Regions from separate parts of the Homo sapiens genome. Here region 1 is linked to region 2. Evidence: chromatin loops called from intact Hi-C (ENCODE). Cell type or tissue: ascending aorta. All regions are shown on one strand. Each heading gives the region's core, and the rest is flanking DNA. Links, peaks and the distances in the headings are about the cores only. Region 1 overlaps LOC105377407 (a long non-coding RNA gene). Region 2 overlaps LINC01091 (long intergenic non-protein coding RNA 1091).

Region 1 (2,928 bases), core at 209-2,708, 380 kb before region 2:
TTATTCAAACCTTATCTAAACTATCTTAAAATCTTGAGTCTTTAAGACTGGCCTTACTAAAGCTTTCTCCTTGCTTATAGTCTAAAGTGATTTCTTAAGAAAAGAATTAATATTACGAATCTTGTGAAATTTTCAAATTTCTGCTTTTAAAGTCATCCTTCAAAAGGAAGATAAGAGGCATTTATTAGGAAAGCAAAACAACCTACTGAATAAGGGATTGCTTTTGACCTTGACATTGGTCTCAGCATCCCATGGTAGATGCTGCTAATTTTTTGAATCAGCGGTTGAGCCAAATTTCACAGTGTCAGTAAAATTTCTGAACACTTTCTGCTTAAAGGAATACAAAATCCAGGTACAACAAGCAGGAGAAGAACCACTAGGAAATGGGAAATTTTAAAAAGCATTCAATGTAGCCATTCAGTAACTTTCCTTTATATGGATTTTAGATAATTCATTGTGGTGTCAGTGTAAGCACTATTTTTCTCAATGCAGAAATTATTTTGACAATCATATCATATCACATATGTCACATATCATTTACTTAGATATTTACTGATTGCTTAATGGATGGCAAGGACTTGTTAGACATTGGACATATAGAAATAAAGACATACCACTAACATTACATAAAAATGTCAATGGAAGTAAACACAGGAGCTGGAATGAAATTACCCAATTTAAACTGAGAATATAGCTCCTTTGGCTTTTGAGAAACACAACAGACTTAAGTAACAGAGTCAAGCCAAATTGCCTGGTTCAAGTTCCAGCACTGCCACATATTAGCTGGGTGTCTTTGGACAAGTTATTTAATTTCTCTGTGCCTATTTCTCTATTACAAAACAGAGATTTTAATAGAATTTACCTCGTAGGGCTGTTGTGAAGATCAAATTGGTTAATATGTGTAAAACACTTGGAAAATCTTAGCAGAAAAAAGATTTTATATAGCTACTGGTTTTTATTATTATTTCAAATATAATGGTCTTTCCATGGTAGCAACATATAATCCAATGTCTTAGTTAAATATAAGTTGGGATAACTATATAATATCTCTAAGTAATTGATAGTGTTAATAAATTATTAACATGACTGAATATTTATGAGTTTTATTTGGGACTTAACCACTTATAAGTTGTGTGAACTTGGACAAGTTACTCAACCTCTCCATACTTCCATTTTCTCAACTGCAAACAGGGGGTAATATTTGTACTTAGCTCCCAAAGTTCTGATGAAGGAGGATTAAATTAATTAATAAGGTAAACCACTTTAAGAGAACCTGGCACATCGAGCCACTGTGTTGGTTATTGTTATTATTGCTAATGTCAGAAAATATATTACAATCAAAAGGAAAGAGACCAGAGTTGCATAAGTAATTAACAATAATCATCAAATATCAAAGTACGAAATGCTTCATCTGAGACAAACATAATTATTAGTAAGGAATAATCAATGAAAAATAAATATTTGTTACACCTATAGCCAATGGAGTAATAAAAAAAACTTACCAGCTGACAGTTAATATATAGTATAATCTTTTTGGAGTATCTTTTTGTACAAATTTCTCTGGGTAGACATCAATCTTTTTACATTACCTAGCACCTACCAACTAGCCTGAAGCCCTTAACAAGCTGTTACGTGGGGTGGTTTAAAACAGTAACAAGAAAAGGAAAAAATAAAAAAAAAAAACGAGAAGGAAAAAGTGCATGCTGTTTTGCTGAGTTGCACAACCTGGCTGATGGCCTAGGAACTACACTGGAAGTTGCTGAGTCTTGTTTAAATGTTTAACTCCAAGTCCCAAGGAAGTTAGAGAATCCAATGTCTACCAATATTTTAACATAACTTACATAAATCTTTAGCAAACATCAAATATGTTTGGGAGAGATAAGTTTGATTACTTACTGGCAATGTGTAATAACAAAATTCTCCTTATATTTTCACAAATGGAGTTATTAGAATGATCACTTCCCACGCTGATGTGTGTAGAAATGATGACTCCACTTATAGCCCTATTCACTCACCTCTCCTGTTGTTTCTAAACTTAATATATCCTTGTTTATAGCCTCTCACCCTCCAACATATTACTGGCCTACTTTTAGCTCATTCCTAAGAGGAGATAGTATTCCAGATCTGTGCACACTGAAGATATTCCAAACATATTTTACCCTTGTTAAGTCCAGGATGATAGAAAATTTCCTAATATTGCAGTAAATGCACAGGCTTTTATTTACTCATCATGCTTGATGACAGCCATTTCATGCTGGAATGGACATTCTAGGGGTGGCCTGGCTCAGAATCTGAAGGCAGAATAGCTTTTGTGGGGCAGCACAAATCTTGCCAACTTATGTGTGCTTTCCCCTAAAAATTGTTTATTAAAAGTCTTACCAATAGCGAGGTGTAACCCAGAGACTTTGGCAATGAAATTCTACTCATACAAATCATAGAAATATGTGTCTTTAGGATTTTTAAAAATAAAAATCTCAAATCAGTTTATATTTTTGTTGCATTTACACTTGTTAAAAAAATTTAAAAAGGTAATCAAAGCCTCTTTATTGTTACACAGCCAATAACGGTTATGGTCAAACTAGTTTTGATTTAGATAAAAGGCAAATTGCGTCTCCATGTCTGGGATAAGCCTGTAAAATTCACGAGTGTAGCAGAAACTAATCCTTGATCTGCCTCTCTTCCTTTCTTGTACTGCTGGGATGAAAACATAGCAGCAGTTATGTTAAAGAAAGCTGTGTGGAGTTGACAGAAAACTGCTAAAAACCTTATATATATATGTTTATAAAGGCATATAAAATTATAAACCTATATATGTATATATGTTTTTGGTTTTTTAAACTTTCTTGGTTCCTCAATTTCTACAAACTCTCAGTTTACTTTAAATTAAGAGTTATCAACAACAACAAAAAAATGGTAACCCTGTACTCC
Region 2 (2,928 bases), core at 269-2,768:
GCATACACTATATAGAAGAACAGTGGGAAATAAGGCTTACAGGAGCAGATGATGGGCTTCAGAAGAGAGTACAGATGACTTTTTATTAATTCATCAGTAAGTTGAGCAACATTTTGTGATAGATGTTGACAGGCATTATCTCCCCTCTATCCTGTCTTCAAGATGAGGTCAACTTTGTTCTGAGGCATGGAAATCTTCATGGAAAGGAGTAAAGAGGTTACTGGGAAAAAAAGAAAGGAGAGAAAAGTTGTTTGAAGGATCTTCAGGAGACTTTTCAGACAAGTTTAGGTGTGCCTCTTGAAGTTTTACTTGCATAAGGGCTCAACACACTCCTGGTGAGAACAGCTAGAAACTCTTTAGAAATAATTGTGAGCTCCGGGACTGAGATGTTTAGACAAAGGGGAGGGATAGAAGTCACCTCTTCACCTCTTGGGGAGTGTTTCCACAAAACAGAAGAAACTCATCTTGAGTCATGGTATGTTACAGAGCTGTGTCCTTGTCCAGAGAAAGTGGTCAACACAAGGATCACAAGGGAGCATAACATGGAGTGCAATATTGCCTGGATTAATTCACTGTTCCCTCTGATTCAGTCCTTGAGGGAAATTTGCTAAGTTCCTCATAATAGAAAAGCATTAAAAAGAAATAAAAGAGTAATTCAAATTGAAGAGTCAAAACATTAAAGGCAAAGGGAAAAAATAAGAGAAGTTTCTCTACAGAACCTATCAAAAGATTGTAATGCAGCACAGAAGCCTGTTAGCGCAAAACTCTTTAAAATTATGAGAACAGAAAAAGAGAGCAAATTACATGAAAGACTCACTTCTCCCAAATAGTCTAAGTTAATTGTTCCAGTTTTAAAGTTTTCTCCTCAGCCAAGTTTCTGTAGAATTTCCACTTTTAGTTCATATATATTTTTCTTGCTAAAACTGAGGCTTCAGTATATGCCTCTTGACCTGGGTTCACATTTTATAGCCGAAAAAATATATGAAACCTCGAAGGAAATCATAGCCAAATTGTTGAATTTTAGTTGGTTTAGGTCAGAGGGCAAGAATCCATAGAGCTTTATGTACTTTCTACCTGAAATAAAGAAAGACCCAAGTTTGCCTAAAACTTGGCCAAAATCCACCAATTTATCTGGGGCCAAAGTTTTCAGTTAATCTGGCACAAATATGGAGTTTTTAATGATACCTGACACCAGATGAATTTTTTAAAATGATTTTAAGACTAACATTCATAAGGCTATAGAAAACAAAAATTTTCCATTGCCCAAATATTCATTTAGTAGTTAAGAACAGAAAATAAAGTTTCTTAGAGTAAGCTATCACACAATACAATTCTTTTATATTTTAAACTGGTGGTTTTCCCAAAGTAGGCAGATAATAATTTCATGCTTTCATGTGGCTGAAGTCTCAGTTAAGACTTTGTCTGAAACATAAAATCAAAGTTCAAATATTCCTCTCCTAGTTAGTGATTCTTTCCACCCAAATTGCATAAGCCAAGGTCAACAAGAATAAAATGTATGAGTGAATGGAGATTTTGAAACAACAAATTATTTGTACTGTGGTTATGATTAAGATATAAAATAGGGAAGGAAAATTAAATTCTACAAACTTGCTTTATGAAAGCTGACAGTTTGTTAAAATCCAGAAACTAGAAATTCCAATCGGAACAAAACTTTTCCTAGTTCTAAAGCATTAGTAAACTGTTAAGAAGTCTGACTTTCTCTAATGGGGAGAAAAGTAAAAGATAAATTTAAGCCAGGTTATCTTCCTCCCAAGGTATACTTTTGATATTTCCATTGGGGATTAAGTAAACAAATCTAGCGAGCTATTTCTATGTTCCCAATACATCTACCAGAGAAGATACAAATTTTATCCTCTAAAGTTAATAACTTAGGTGAACCAACCAAGCATAAGAAAGATAACTGAGGAATACCAGAACACAAAATAAATTATACTTCACATGCTAGATTTGTTTAAACGTAAAGAAAGTTGTAGGCTAAATTTTAAGAATAAGTAGGTTTTAAGTTAGAGACCGATCTAATAACCCTTAGTAAATGCCTGTTATTGACAGACACTGAGTGAGGTTGTGCATAGTTTGTGCTCTTTGAGAAAAAGATTGATGGAGGATACAGATATATACAGAAGGGGACAGCCAGTGAAATTCAGGAAGCAACAGAATAAGAGTATGTTCACTGTACAGTGAGAGCAGCCAAGAAAGCACCAGACTCAGCCTGGAATTGGGGAAACTGGGGCTGGGGGCAGGGGAAGCCTGCTTGAAGGAAGATTGGACACTAGATACATAAAAGGAGGGGGAAGCTGTACGAGACAGAGAAACTATACGGTCAACAAAAGCAACAAGCTGTAAAGAGTAAAGTCTGTGGGTTAGGGATAGGAGAGGGATCAAGAAATAAACAGAAATACTTATCAAGAAACACTGGGAGGTAAGCATAGAGAGCTGAACTGGGGCTGGATATGGCAGTATAGTGGGTTGAATGGTAGTCCCCCAAAAGATATGAATATATCCTAATTCCCAGAACTTCTGAATATTAGCTATTTGGGGAAAGAATCTTTGCAGATGTAACTAAGTTAAAGATCTTGAGATTTAAAGATCATCCTTGATTGTCTGGGTGGACCTACATGCCATGACAGATGTCATAAGAGTAAGGCAGGAGGATATTTGACAGACAGGGAGGAGAAAACACAGAAGAGGAGGAGACACTGTGCAGATGGATGCAGAAACTGGAATTTTGCCTCCACAAGTTAAGTAATACTAATAGCTCTCGGAAGCTGAAAAAGGCAAAAAAAAAAAAAAAAAAAAAAATTCTTCCTTAGAGCCCACGGAGGGAGTATGGTATTACCAAGAACTTGATTTCTTGATTTTGGACTTCTGTCCTCCAGAACTGTGAAAGAATAAGTTTCCATTTTTCCA

The links. Hi-C counts contacts between places; a loop is a spot of excess contacts. Peaks named below come from ENCODE experiments on the same cell type or tissue, not always from the same donor. Only the 100,000 strongest peaks of a DNase experiment are listed, where the experiment ranks them.
Region 1: it touches region 2 in a loop (1.9-fold over the local background); 2 of 110 quality-filtered maps call a loop at or near these places.

What each region holds. Positions count from the first base shown.
Region 1 is chr4:124,201,107-124,204,034 of GRCh38, reverse strand. The region is part of intron 1 of LOC105377407 (a long non-coding RNA gene); the gene reads left to right. All of the region lies in intron 1 of LOC105377406 (a long non-coding RNA gene), which reads right to left. Among named protein-coding and RNA genes, the nearest start is that of LINC02516, 360 kb to the left of the region's middle. In ascending aorta, for the core only: a CTCF peak has its summit at 1,739; a DNase peak (open chromatin) is centred at 1,724; H3K27ac peaks cover 1,429 bases.
Region 2 is chr4:123,823,286-123,826,213 of GRCh38, reverse strand. All of the region lies in intron 3 of LINC01091 (long intergenic non-protein coding RNA 1091), which reads right to left. Among named protein-coding and RNA genes, the nearest start is that of LINC01091, 170 kb to the right of the region's middle. In ascending aorta, for the core only: no CTCF peak of the experiment used is centred there; no DNase peak of the experiment used is centred there; H3K27ac peaks cover 1,182 bases.